3 separate regions of the Homo sapiens genome follow, and all the other regions are linked to region 2. Evidence: read pairs that join two places in POLR2A ChIA-PET (ENCODE). Cell type or tissue: GM12878. All regions are shown on one strand.

Evidence for each region. Peaks named below come from ENCODE experiments on the same cell type or tissue, not always from the same donor. Only the 100,000 strongest peaks of a DNase experiment are listed, where the experiment ranks them.
Region 1: POLR2A ChIA-PET joins it to region 2 with 5 read pairs; 6 of 35 experiments call an interaction of 5 or more read pairs at or near these places.
Region 3: POLR2A ChIA-PET joins it to region 2 with 6 read pairs; 4 of 35 experiments call an interaction of 5 or more read pairs at or near these places.

Annotation. Positions count from the first base shown.
Region 1 is chr2:171,457,466-171,461,465 of GRCh38, reverse strand. DCAF17 (DDB1 and CUL4 associated factor 17) reads right to left here. Exons shown (of 14, transcript NM_025000.4): 7 at 3,391-3,495; 8 at 2,989-3,094. Among named protein-coding and RNA genes, the nearest start is that of DCAF17, 25 kb to the right of the region's middle. In GM12878, no CTCF peak of the experiment used is centred here; no DNase peak of the experiment used is centred here.
Region 2 is chr2:171,529,046-171,533,045 of GRCh38, reverse strand. All of the region lies in intron 1 of CYBRD1 (cytochrome b reductase 1), which reads right to left. Among named protein-coding and RNA genes, the nearest start is that of CYBRD1, 8.6 kb to the right of the region's middle. In GM12878, a CTCF peak has its summit at 2,894; no DNase peak of the experiment used is centred here; H3K4me3 peaks cover 1,587 bases; H3K27ac peaks cover 2,604 bases.
Region 3 is chr2:170,933,265-170,937,264 of GRCh38, reverse strand. The region is part of intron 1 of GORASP2 (golgi reassembly stacking protein 2); the gene reads right to left. Among named protein-coding and RNA genes, the nearest start is that of GORASP2, 6.0 kb to the right of the region's middle. In GM12878, no CTCF peak of the experiment used is centred here; no DNase peak of the experiment used is centred here.

The DNA of each region.
Region 1 (4,000 bases), 72 kb after region 2:
TTAAATTTTATTTTATTTTTTCTTTTTTTCTTTCCTTTTGAGACAGAGTCTTGCTCTGTCGCCCAGGCTGGAGTGCAGTGGCACGATCTCGGCTCACTGCAACCTCTGCCTCCTGGGTTCAAGCAATTCTCCTGCCTCAGCCTCCTGAGTAGCTGAGATTACAGGCTAATTTTTTGTATTTTTGGTAGAGACGGGGTTTCACTGTGTTGGCCAGGCTGGTCTTGCACTCCTGACCTCAAGTGATCTGCCCGCGTCAGCCTCCTAAAGTGCTGGGATTACAGGCATGAGGCACCACGCCTGGCCAATTTCCCAATTTTTTAAATAATGCAAAGGAACTGCTTTTGCACTAAGAAAAAAAGTTATTTAAAGTTAAAATAAATACTATTTGTATAGACCTTAAGATTGAAAAACAAATTTGGAGAAATGAATGGGATTTAAGTCTCTACAGTATGAAATAAACACTGAAAGCTTCCAATATAATGTGCTAATTTTCTTAGTCAAACATACAAAAATCATTGAATTATTTTTTTTTACAATGACAAATGATTTCATAGATCATGTTTTCAAATATTATTATTTCAAAGTTTCAAAATTTGAGGCCCAGAGAGGTTAAATAACTTGCCCACTATCAGCTGGGCACAGTGGCTCATGCCTGTAATCCCAGCACTTTGGGCGGATGAGGTAGGCAGACTGCTTGAGCCCAGGAGTTCAAGGCCAAATTGAGCAACATAGTGAAACACCATCTCCACCAAACAAAAAATACAAAAATTAGCTGGGTGTGGTGGCATGCACCTGTAGTCCCAGCTACTTGGGAGGCTAATGTAGGATGATCACTTGAGCCCAAGAGGTGGAGGTGGCAGTGAGCTGTGATCTCTCCACTGCACTCCACTCTGGGCAACAGAGTGAGACCCTGTCTCAAAATTAATAATAATAATAATAATAATAATAATTTGCCCACTATCATACCACCAATTAGTAGCAGAGTGTCACCCTTACTAGTCAGCAGACTAAAATTCTGATCCCAAATCCAGTCTTCTTTCTAAAAAAAGGGATAAAACTCCAGGTCAATTCTTCAGGCTCTATGTACTTTGTCTTTATCATCTTTGTTCTTTTGTTTTACTCACTTTTTTTTTTTTTTTTTTTGAGATGGAATCTCGCTCAATCGCCCAGGCTAGAGTGCAGTGGCACGATCTCGGCTCACTGCAACCTCCATCTCCTGGGTTCAAACAATTCTCCTGCCTCAGCCTCCCAAGTAGCTGGGATTACAGGTGCCTGCCACCGTGCCTAGCTAATTTTTGTATTTTTAGTAGAGATGGGGTTTCACCATGTTAGCCAGGCTGGTCTCGAACTCCTGACCTCGTGATCCACCCGCCTCAGCCTCCCAAAGTGCTGGAATTACAGTCTTGAGCCACTGTGCCCAGACTTTACTTACTTTTTATTTGCATTTCAACAAGAAAAATGCTACCATTTGGAAAAACTCTGTCCAAAATAACCCATTTCAAAATAACCTGGTTACCACTGCAGCCTACAGTTTTAAAATTCTTAATAGATTGCTTTTAATGTATTTGTACTGAATACAGGAGGTATTGCTAGAGCTGAATTTTCATACAACTGCCTAATTCAGTTTGTCCAAGGCATCTAAAAACTTGAGTAATTTTTAAAATATTTATTTTGAACTTCATGAATAACTTACTTGAACTCCCAGTAGTTTTTATAATTTGTCATTTACTACCAAAAATAATATTTTTTTCCTTTTGAACAATGACATCATTCATTTCTGTTTCTTGGTCTATTACTAATACAATGTTAAGGAAAAATGATAGAAAAAATTCTTATCTTATTCTGCATATATTAGAAAATCCTTTGGCATTTCACCTAAAAATATAATGCTTATTGGTTGGTTATAAATAAGAGGAATGTGTTCAACATGATAAGGAATGAGTCTTAATGAACAAGAATTAAGATAAACAGATATTAGGATAATAAAGAAAATTTTCTCTTTTAGTTTACTCATGTGATCTTTATAGCTACTAAATTTGTAAACATTAAACCATCCTTGGATTCCTGAGATGAACTCTGAACAGTCATGATCTATTTCTTTTAATGTACTACTACTGAATTTGAGTAATAGTTGATTTCTTTTCTTTTTTTTTGAGATGGAGTTTCGCTCTTGTTGCCCAGGCTGGAGTGCAATGGCATGATCTTGGCTCACCACAACCTCTGCCTCCTAGGTCTAAGTTATTCTCCTGCCTCAGCCTCCCTTGCGAGTAGGTGGGATTACAGGCATGTGCCACCACGCCTGGCTAATTTGTATTTTTAGTAGAGATGGGGTTTCTCCACGTTGGTCAGGCTGGTCTCAAACTCCCAACCTCAAGTGATCCGCCCGCCTCAGCCTCCCAAAGTGCTGGGATTACGGGCATGAGCCACCATGCCTGGCCAGTTGATTTCTTTTCTAACAACTGAATTTCATAAGCTAAATATAGAACATTTTTACTATATTTATAGACTTGTATATAATTTTCTTTTTGTGATTTGGCACTCTTTAAGTATACTGGGAAGTTCTGTCTGTGTCTAAGCTCTATGTTCAGATGTCATGGTAAAAATTTTTTCTTGGAAAACACCTTTCTTAGAGAGGGGGTAAATTTCATCGAATTGTAAAATACTAAGTTATAAGAGAGCTAAGATGGTATCATTTGCTGCAACTCATTTTGCAGATAAGGAAATCAAGGATCAGAAAAGTAAAGTGAATTGCTAAAGGTCTGTGGCCAAGCAAGGCTCAGCATCCCCAGGCCTTTGGTTCAATGAATAACTGACAGATTTTCCTCGAAGCTTATTCATTATTGAATAGCAAGGCACATGATGTATAGGAGTAAAATGAATTGAGTTTTTTAAATAAATGAGAAAAACATTTGGATGACTATAATTAATAACTATTTATATGACCACTTAATTTTTTTAAGGTGAAAAAATACTATAGAGTAGCCATACCTGTGATTTTAATATTACAAGGAATGCCAAAAGGAGCCTCTCCTACAGTTCCAGTAGTCCCACCCCATCTGCATGCACACCCTAAGTCAAGTTTCTGTTGCATGAACTAAAAACAAAACAAAACAAAAATGGTGGCTTTAGCACCTATTTATTTGATATCTGGAGAGAACAAAAATAAAATTCACATGTATATGACAAAGAAAATGTCTTTTTCCAATGGCCTTTCTGTTTATCTTCCCCACCCCTGCTTTAAAGGTTACTTGTCTTCTACATTTCTACAGTTTTTTAGAGCCAAAATCTACAGAAGTGCCTTACTCTAAAAGCATCTCACTAAAAAAAAAAATCATACTTTAGTCGAAAACTCATGCTAATAGTAACATGACAAATTTCAGTTTTCTCTACCTGTTCAGCGATGGTTTGGAAGCTATAGAGTCTGACCAGTCCTGAGCTGTACATCACAATCAGTATTCCATGAGACAAGGTAGCATCTGTAACGTTCCCAAAAATCTGGCGGGGGGAAAGACAGATATCACCTGAGAAAAGACTGGAAGTCCAATCCTCTGAATGTTCACAGTGGTTTGTACTCTTGCTTAATATTCATGTCACTATGATAACACTGCCGCCTAGCATTAAAACCTCATTATAATTTATCACCTTGAGGCTAGGGTGTTATTAGGAGTGAACAGTAAGCCACTGGATTCTCATACTGGAGCACTAATGGAAGTGCGGCACACATCCCTCAGAATAATGCACCAGCATTCATCTGCTTCATAGCATTGTCAATATCTATTAATAACAAATTCCATTCCTCATAGACACTGGCATACACCAAGGCCATGTCGTTCTAAATGAATATTTAATCTACTATTCATACTCTTCCAAGGATCAATTCTTTATGCTAAAATGTTCTTTATAAAATAGAGACAAATTTTTAGTTAATTAGAGGTGCCCAGCCCCTGGATAGTCTTTCATGCATGGTAAGTGAAAGATGTTCTTCAATCCCAAGTAACAA
Region 2 (4,000 bases):
AAGCACAGTAGTTCATTCAGTATTGCCAGCAAATGAGCAAATCCTCTTTTACTTTTTTTAAAATTTATTTTTTTAATTTAGAGACTTGACAATTAAAAATTGCATATATTTGTGCTATACAACATGTTTCCATACACACACACACACACACACACACACACACACACACATCGTGAAATGGTTAAATCAAGCTAATTAACATATCCATCACCTCACATACTTATTTTTTAGTCTTCTTTTTTTTTGAGACAGAGTCTCACTATGTCGCCCAAGCTGGAGTGCAGTGGCATGATCTTGGCTCACTGCAACCTCTGCTTCCTGGGCTCAAGATATTCTCCTGCCTCAGCCTCCCAAATAGCTGGGATTACAGGTGCACACCACCATGCCCGGCTAATTTTTGTATTTTTTTGTAGAGACAGGGTTTTGCCGTGATGTTCAGGCTGGTCTCCAGCTCCTGGGCTCAAGTGATTCTCCTGCCTCAGCCTCCCAAAGTGCTAGAATTACAGGCATAAGCCACCATGCCAGGCCCATAAAATGCACAAATCAAAAAACTCAAGAAAAATTGTACTGCTGATGCAAGTATTAGCTAATAGAAGACCAAATGGCCCTTTCAAATAAGTAAAAAGCATTCTGCACTTGGACCCACTTAACAACTTGAAGTGAATTCAAAAATAAAATAAGAGTAAGTTATTGAGTTTGAAGTACACTGGAATTTTAAAACACTTATGAATTCTACTTAAACATGGTGTGCTCATTACACTTCCCTTCCCTCTTTGAATAAAGTATTATTTCACTCTCCTTGGCAGAATGCTCAGAACAGGATTATCAGTCTCCACAACTCATTTCCCTCTGCACGCAAGAGCTTACCAGATTCTATCCAAAGGACCTTAAGTTTAAATGAAAAAGCAGAGAATCTTCTTTAAATAAACTTCTTGAAAAGATTCCTGCAGTGGCTGTCAAAGAGAATCAGAGCTTTGAAACATGTCTGTGCATTCAAACTGTCTCACAGCACGAATGTCATGAAACTGAAAATCTCTGGAAAGTCAAAATGAAGGAAGTGATTCAGATGATTTGGAAGATATTTTTAGCCCTAGAAACATCTCTGAGTGATTAAAATCCTCGCAAAGGCAGCTACTTGGTACCAAATACATGTAGAAAAAGAAAAAAATTCAATTAATTGACTACACATTTAAAAATATTCAGAAATTGTGTGTTTTCAGAAAGATCAGCTATATTTTCTTGTGCCTCATATCAATATTATGACAGGTTAGAAAGAGTACTGGCTTTGATACTACCTGGTTGTCTGACCCTGGCCAGACATTTGGTCTCTAAAATGAAGGGTAGAACTTAAGGTCCCAGCCAGCTCTAAATATTTAAGGATCAATATAACCTACATTTCTAAACAAAACAACAAAAAACCCCATCATAATTTGAGCTGGGACGGTGCGGTGGTTCACAACTGTAATCCCAGCACTTTGAGAGGGGTGGAAGAATCACTTGGGCCCGGGAGGTCGAGGCTGCAGTGAGTCATGATTTCGCCACTACACTCCAGCCTGGCTGACAGAGCAAGACCCTGTATCAAAACAAACAAGCAAAAAGAAAGAAACCATAACTCGTGTCCAACCAAATTAAATGGGAACAGCTTGCAGACCGAGCTGTATCTTACTTGTTTTACACAGTGTCTGGTACACAGTAAGTACTTAATAAATATGTTAATTAAATGGATAGGATAATATGAAGAAATTGAATGAACAACAACAAAAACTTAGAAAAGTACAGCCAAAGTCTGTATAGTCATTTCAAAGCTTGTTTTGACCTTTTAAGGAAGTCTCTATATAAAGAAAAAAGTTATAACAAAGATTTCTAGTCTTTCTTTTTTTTTTTTTTTTTTGAGACAGGGTCTTGTTCTGTCCCCAGGCTGGAGTGCAGTGGCATGGTCATGGCTCACTGCAGCCTCAACCTCCCAGGCTCAAGTGATCTTCCAGCCTCAGCCTCCTGAGTAGCTGGGACTTACCAACACACACCAGCACGCCTGGCTAATTTTTGTATTTTTTTTTGTAGAGATGGGGTTTCACCATGTTGCCCAGGCTTGTCTCCCTACTTGGCTTCCCAAAGTCCTGGGATTACAGGCATGAGCCACTGTGCCTGGCCCTCTATCTTTCTTAAAAAGGAAGAATGTTCTACCTTTTAAGGGAAAAATTTAAAACCTTGCAAAGTCAAGTCAGAAAACCCTAGCAGGAGTCACCTGTAAACTGGAAGCTATGGACTGGAATTTGGTCCAAAGATGTTGTTTTGTTTGATCAGCCCAATGTTTTGGAGGTTTTGTTTTTGTGGCTGGTTTACTTTTTGTTTGAACCAATTTTTTAAAAACCTGGATTCTCTCGGGAGAATGAGAAGCCCTGGCAACCTTGAACTGGCATCCTCACGTAGCCACGATCCACTGGGGCTAAGTGGAAGCTTCCTGTTTTGCCAGGAGTGAGCACTCTCTAGTTCCCTACAGTTCCCACCTCTCACACAAGTGTACACCTATACTCTGCTGCATGAGGATTTGACCTTTAATTAACTGCCTTAGTAAACAGATAAGTGGTTTGTCACCAGTTATTAGGCAACGCTGGTTATAATAAAAACTGACCCAATTGGTAAACTGTGTCTGGACTGAGAGAAACAATGAAAAATCTGTAAATACCTGATGACGATGCCAATACTTTGGGCTTCCCAGAGTGCAGTGATAACTGTTATAGCCTATATTAATCCCCTAGAGCTACCATAACAAATTACCAGAAATCTAGTAACTTAAAACAACATATTTATTATCTCTCAGTTCTGGAGGCCAGAAATTAAAAATCAAGGTGTTATAATAGCAGGATGGTCCTGAGGGAGAAGCCATGCCATACCCTCTTCGGCCTCTAGGGGAGCCAACAATTCTCCATTTTCCTTGGCTTGTGGCCACATCACTCCAATCTCTGCCTGTCTTCACATAGCCTTCTTCTCTGTGTGTCTTTGTCTCAAATCTCCTTCTCCTTTCTCTTATAAGGGCACCAATCATAGGATTTAGAGCCCAGTCTAAATCCAGGGTGACCTCATCTTGAGATCCATAGTTAACATCTGCAAAGATCCTATTTCCAAGTAAGGTCACATTCATGGATACCTGGGATTAGGATTTAGACATACCTTTTTGGGGGGCACTGTTCAACCCACTACCTATCCCTTGCAGGGATCATAGAAGTAGGTATACAGAGTACTACAAAAGACAGTGGTTCCTATGGGGCAAGGGGACTTTAAGCTCTGATCTCACCAGTGCAGATCTCATCTCCTGGTGCCTGAGCTGTTACCTGAGGAAAGGATAGCTTACTGAGGGCTATGATGACTGCTGCTGCAAGGATGCCCACTGCCACTGCCCAGCCACTGTCCTGCCAGCAAGCTCTGACTTCTGTCCTACATCCTTCTGAGTAGACTGGTGTTCAGTATGGTCTTAATAGTCTCTCATGTCTTTTTTTTTTTTTTTTTTTTTTTTGAGACAGAGTTTCACTCTTGTTGCCCAGGCTGGAGTGCAATGGCATGATCTCAGCTCACCGCAACCTCTGTCTCCTGGGTTCAAGCGATTCTCCTGCCTCAGCCTCCTGGGTAGCTGGGATTACAGGTATGCACCACCCTGCCCGGCTAATTTTGTATTTTTAGTAGAGATGGGGTTTCTCCATGTTGGTCAGGCTGGTCTCGAACTCCCGACCTCAGGTGATCCACCTGCCTTGGCCTCCCAAAGTGCTGGGATTACAGGCATGAGCCACCGCCCCTGGCAGCAGTTTCTCGTGTCTGAATGTTTAGTTGAATCCAGAAAGACACCCTGGTGGGTGCTGTATACTAAATCTACTTCACCTATTTACTTTGTACTCCAATCCTTGTTGGTGTGACCCTCTGGTTTAAAGAACTGGCCAAACTTCCATCAATTTAGTAAATATTCATTGAATGTTTATTATGTGTTGGGTAATGCTATGGATACAGC
Region 3 (4,000 bases), 600 kb after region 2:
TGCACTCCAGCCTGGGCAACAGAGCAAAACCGGGTCTCTAAAAATTTTTTTTTTTTTGTGATGGAGTCTCACTCTGTCGCCCAGGCTGGAGTACAGTGGCACCATCTCGGCTCACTGCAACCTCCACCTCCAGGGTTCAAGCGATTCTCCTGCCTCAGCCTCCTGAGTAGCTGGGATTACAGGCACGCGCCATCATGCCGGTCTAATTCTTGTATTTTTTGTAGAGAGGGGGTTTCACCATGTTGGCCAGACTGGTCTTGAACTCCTGACCTCGGTGATCCACCCGCCTCAGCCTCCCAAAGTGCTGGGATTACAGGCGTGAGCCACCGCACCTAGCCTTAAATTTTTTTTAAAAAAATTAACGAATTAATTAATTAATTTTAGAGACGCTGCTGTTACCCAGGCTGGAGTGCAGTGGTGTGAGGATAGCTCGCTGCAGCCTCAAAGTCCTTGGTCAAGTGACAATTTTGCTTTTATTGAGACCGGATCTCATTATGTTGCCCAGCGTGGTCTTAAACTCTTGGGCCCCCACCTCACCTCAGTCTCCTGATTGGAGTAGCTGGGATTACAGGTGCACACCATTATGCCCGGCTTAAGCTTCCTTATTTCTGACAATGTGCTTGAGCCTTCTCTCATTGATGCTTAAAAGAGAGAACAAAACCCCAGAATAATTATCTTCATGCTACAGTAAATTTATTTGCAATGCCAACAGGGAAATGTACAGTCTCTCAAAGTAACTACTTAGGACTAGGTGTGGTGGCTCATAAGTGTAATCCCAACACTTTGGGAAGCCAAGACGAGAGGATCGCTTGAGCCCAGGAGTTCAAGACCAGCCTGGGCAACATAGAAAGATCTCTCTACAAAAAAATTTTAAAATTGGCTAGACGTGGCAGCATATGCCTGTAAGCTACTCAGGAGGCTGAGATAAAAGGATTAATTGAGCCCAGGAGTTCAAGGCTGCAGTGGGCCATGACCACACCACAACACTCCAGCCATAGTGACAGAGTGCGACCCTGCTTCAAAAAAAAAAAAAAAAAAAAGTCAGTTTCAAAAGCACATATCAAACTTTCTATTTCCTAGTTTACATTAGTATTTTATAGTGAATCAATCAATATATATAATCCTTTCAATAGAATATTAAAGTAAGCAAAATGAACACACTGATGTTAACGGTTATTCTAAGCTCAATTTTTATAAAATTTGCAGAGGAATTATTAAAAAGCCCTGTTAGTATCTGACCCAGAAGGCAGAAGAATCAGTGTTGTACACTCTACTACTTACTGAAACCATAATTAACCACTAACAGCAGATCTCCCCCAGTGAGAATCCTGAGGATGATAGCGCAGGCATTAAAACACACCTCATCACATAAGTACGAAAGCATATACAGGCCGGGCGCAGTGGCTCACGCCTGTAACCCCAGCACTTTGTGAGGCTGAGGTGGGTGGATTGCTTGAACTCAGGAGTTCGAGGGCAGCCTGGGCAACATGGCAAAAACCCATCTCTACCGAAAATACAAAAAATTAGCTGGGCATGGTGGTGTGTGCCTGTAGTCCCAGCTACTGGGGAGGCTGAGAGGGGGGAGGATCACTTGAGCCTGGGAGTTGGAGGCTGCAGTGAGTGGAGACTGTGCTACTCATTCCAGCCTAGAGTGAGACCCTGTGTCAAAAAAAGAAAAAAAAAAAAAAAAAAGAGGTGGGGCGTTGGGGGTGCTGGGTGCAGTGGCTCCCACCTGAAATCCCTACACTTTGGGAGGCTGAGGTGGGCAGATGACTTGAGGTCTGAAGTTCTAGACCAACCTGGCCAATAAGGTGAAACCCTGTCTCTACTAAAAATACAAAAATTAGTTGGGTGTGGTGGTGGGTGCCTATAATCCCAGCCACTTGGGAGGCTGAGGCAGGAGAATCACTTGAACTGGAGTGGCGGAAGTTGCAGTGAGCTGAGATCGCGCCACTGCACTCCAGCCTGGGTGATAGAGCAAGACTCCATCTCAAAGAAAAAAAAAGTGTATATAATCAACATGAAACTACTAATTTGTTCAAGGCCTATTAATATTAGAAAAAGTTTATGTTCAATGATATAATTCCTAAAAGTATCCCAAGATTTATATACATTGTATTCCATGGCTTCAATAAACTGAGACATCCTGATTCCTACATTTGAAAGCAATTTAAAAGAATGTTTATTAAACAACTTCTGGGCCTTTTATTAGAAAAGATCAATTTTGGGCCTGGCACAGTGGCTCACGCCTGTAATACCAGCACTTTGGGAGGCCGAGGCCTGTGGATCAGCTGAGGTCAGCAGTTCGAGACCAGCTTGACCAATAGGGTGAAAGCCCATCTCTACTAAAAATACAAAAATTAGCTGGGCACGGTGGCAGGAACCTGTAATCCCAGCCACTCTGGAGGCTGAGGCAGGAGAATTGCTTGGACTTCGGAGGCGGAGGTTGCAGTGAGCTGAGATTGCACAACTGCACTCCAGCCGTGGCAACAGAGCGAGACTCCATCTCACAAACAAACAAACAAACAAAAAAGAAAAAAAAGGAGAGATCAATTCTGGGGGCAGGGTCAGACTCTTCAGGTTTCACAATTATAACTTTATATATAGAAAACAATACCAAATAACCCTACTGTTTTCTTTTTACCCATTGTTTCCAGAATGAGTGAGAAGGGAGCCAGAGTGAGATTTCTGTGTTAGGGGATGAGGTAGGGCGTGGTGGCTAACACCTGTAATCCCAGCACTTGTCGGAGGTGGAGGCGGGTGGATCACTTGAGGTCAGGAGTTCGAGAACAGCCTGGCCAACATGGTGAAACCCCACCTCTACTAAAAATACAAAAATTAGCTGGGCGTGATGACAGGTGCCTGTAATCCCAGCTACTTGGGAGGCTGAGGCAGGAGAACCCGGGAGGTTGCAGTGAGCCGAGATGCGCCATTGTACTCCAGCCTGGGCAACAAAAGCGAAACTCCATCTCAAAAAAAACAAAACAAAACAACAACAACAACAACAAAAAAAAAAACAGGGTATGAGTTTCAAAAGTTTGAGAAAGACTGTTAGAAGAATAAAGAAGACAATGACTATTGAATATCAGAAATTAATTTTTTCAAAATAAGTACTAAATTGAAATCCCATCACAACAGGATTGCAGATAGGTTAGTTAGGCACCATTTAAAAAGAGCAGTACCTTTGGGAGACCTCATCTCTGACAAAATAGAAAAAAATATATAAAAAGAGCAGTTCCATATGATAGAAGATATGGTGTAGGCATTGCATTTTCTATAGAAGTAATTCCACTTGCAGTCACTTGCTTCTCTGAGAACACCTAAATGTTACCCAGTCTGCAGCAAATAGCTCAGAAGATAAAAACCTGTTATTACACTCGTGACACATTTCATGTCAATGACCCTTCCTTCAAAATATCCATCACCTCAAAATCTCTCCCAGAAGCAAGCATGAGAAAGAATGAAAATGCCATTTTCCATGTCTCCACACTCCACACAGTCTCCACACTGAATACTTGCTCCAGAAAGTATGCCCTCAGCTATTCCCCATCTCTTTTAAGTGTGGAACAGAATATGAATATTTTAATTTAAAAGCAGATCCTATAATAGGCATCTGTGAGGTCACTCCAAAAATTTAATTTTGTGAACTATGTCACTAATAATTTTTTAGAGAACCTTGTTTATTACCTTTCAGCTTTATTTTCCTGAGCACTCAAATGTACCTGCACATACACAGGGTGTTTGAAACACAATTTTGAGCGAATGTATAGCATTCTATCTGTGGTTAGGCCCTGATTTGTTTAACAATTTCTCACCTGTTGGATATTTTGGTTTAATTTAATTTTGAAAATGGTCTTGTTGGGTTCACTGGATAATTAATGGAAAATATAGGCAAAAATTTGATATTAAACATAGTTCACATGTAGGGGGTAACTTACAATAACTTCAAAAACTGAGAAGCCCTAACATTTTTCCTGCCTTACATTAGGATTGGAGGACC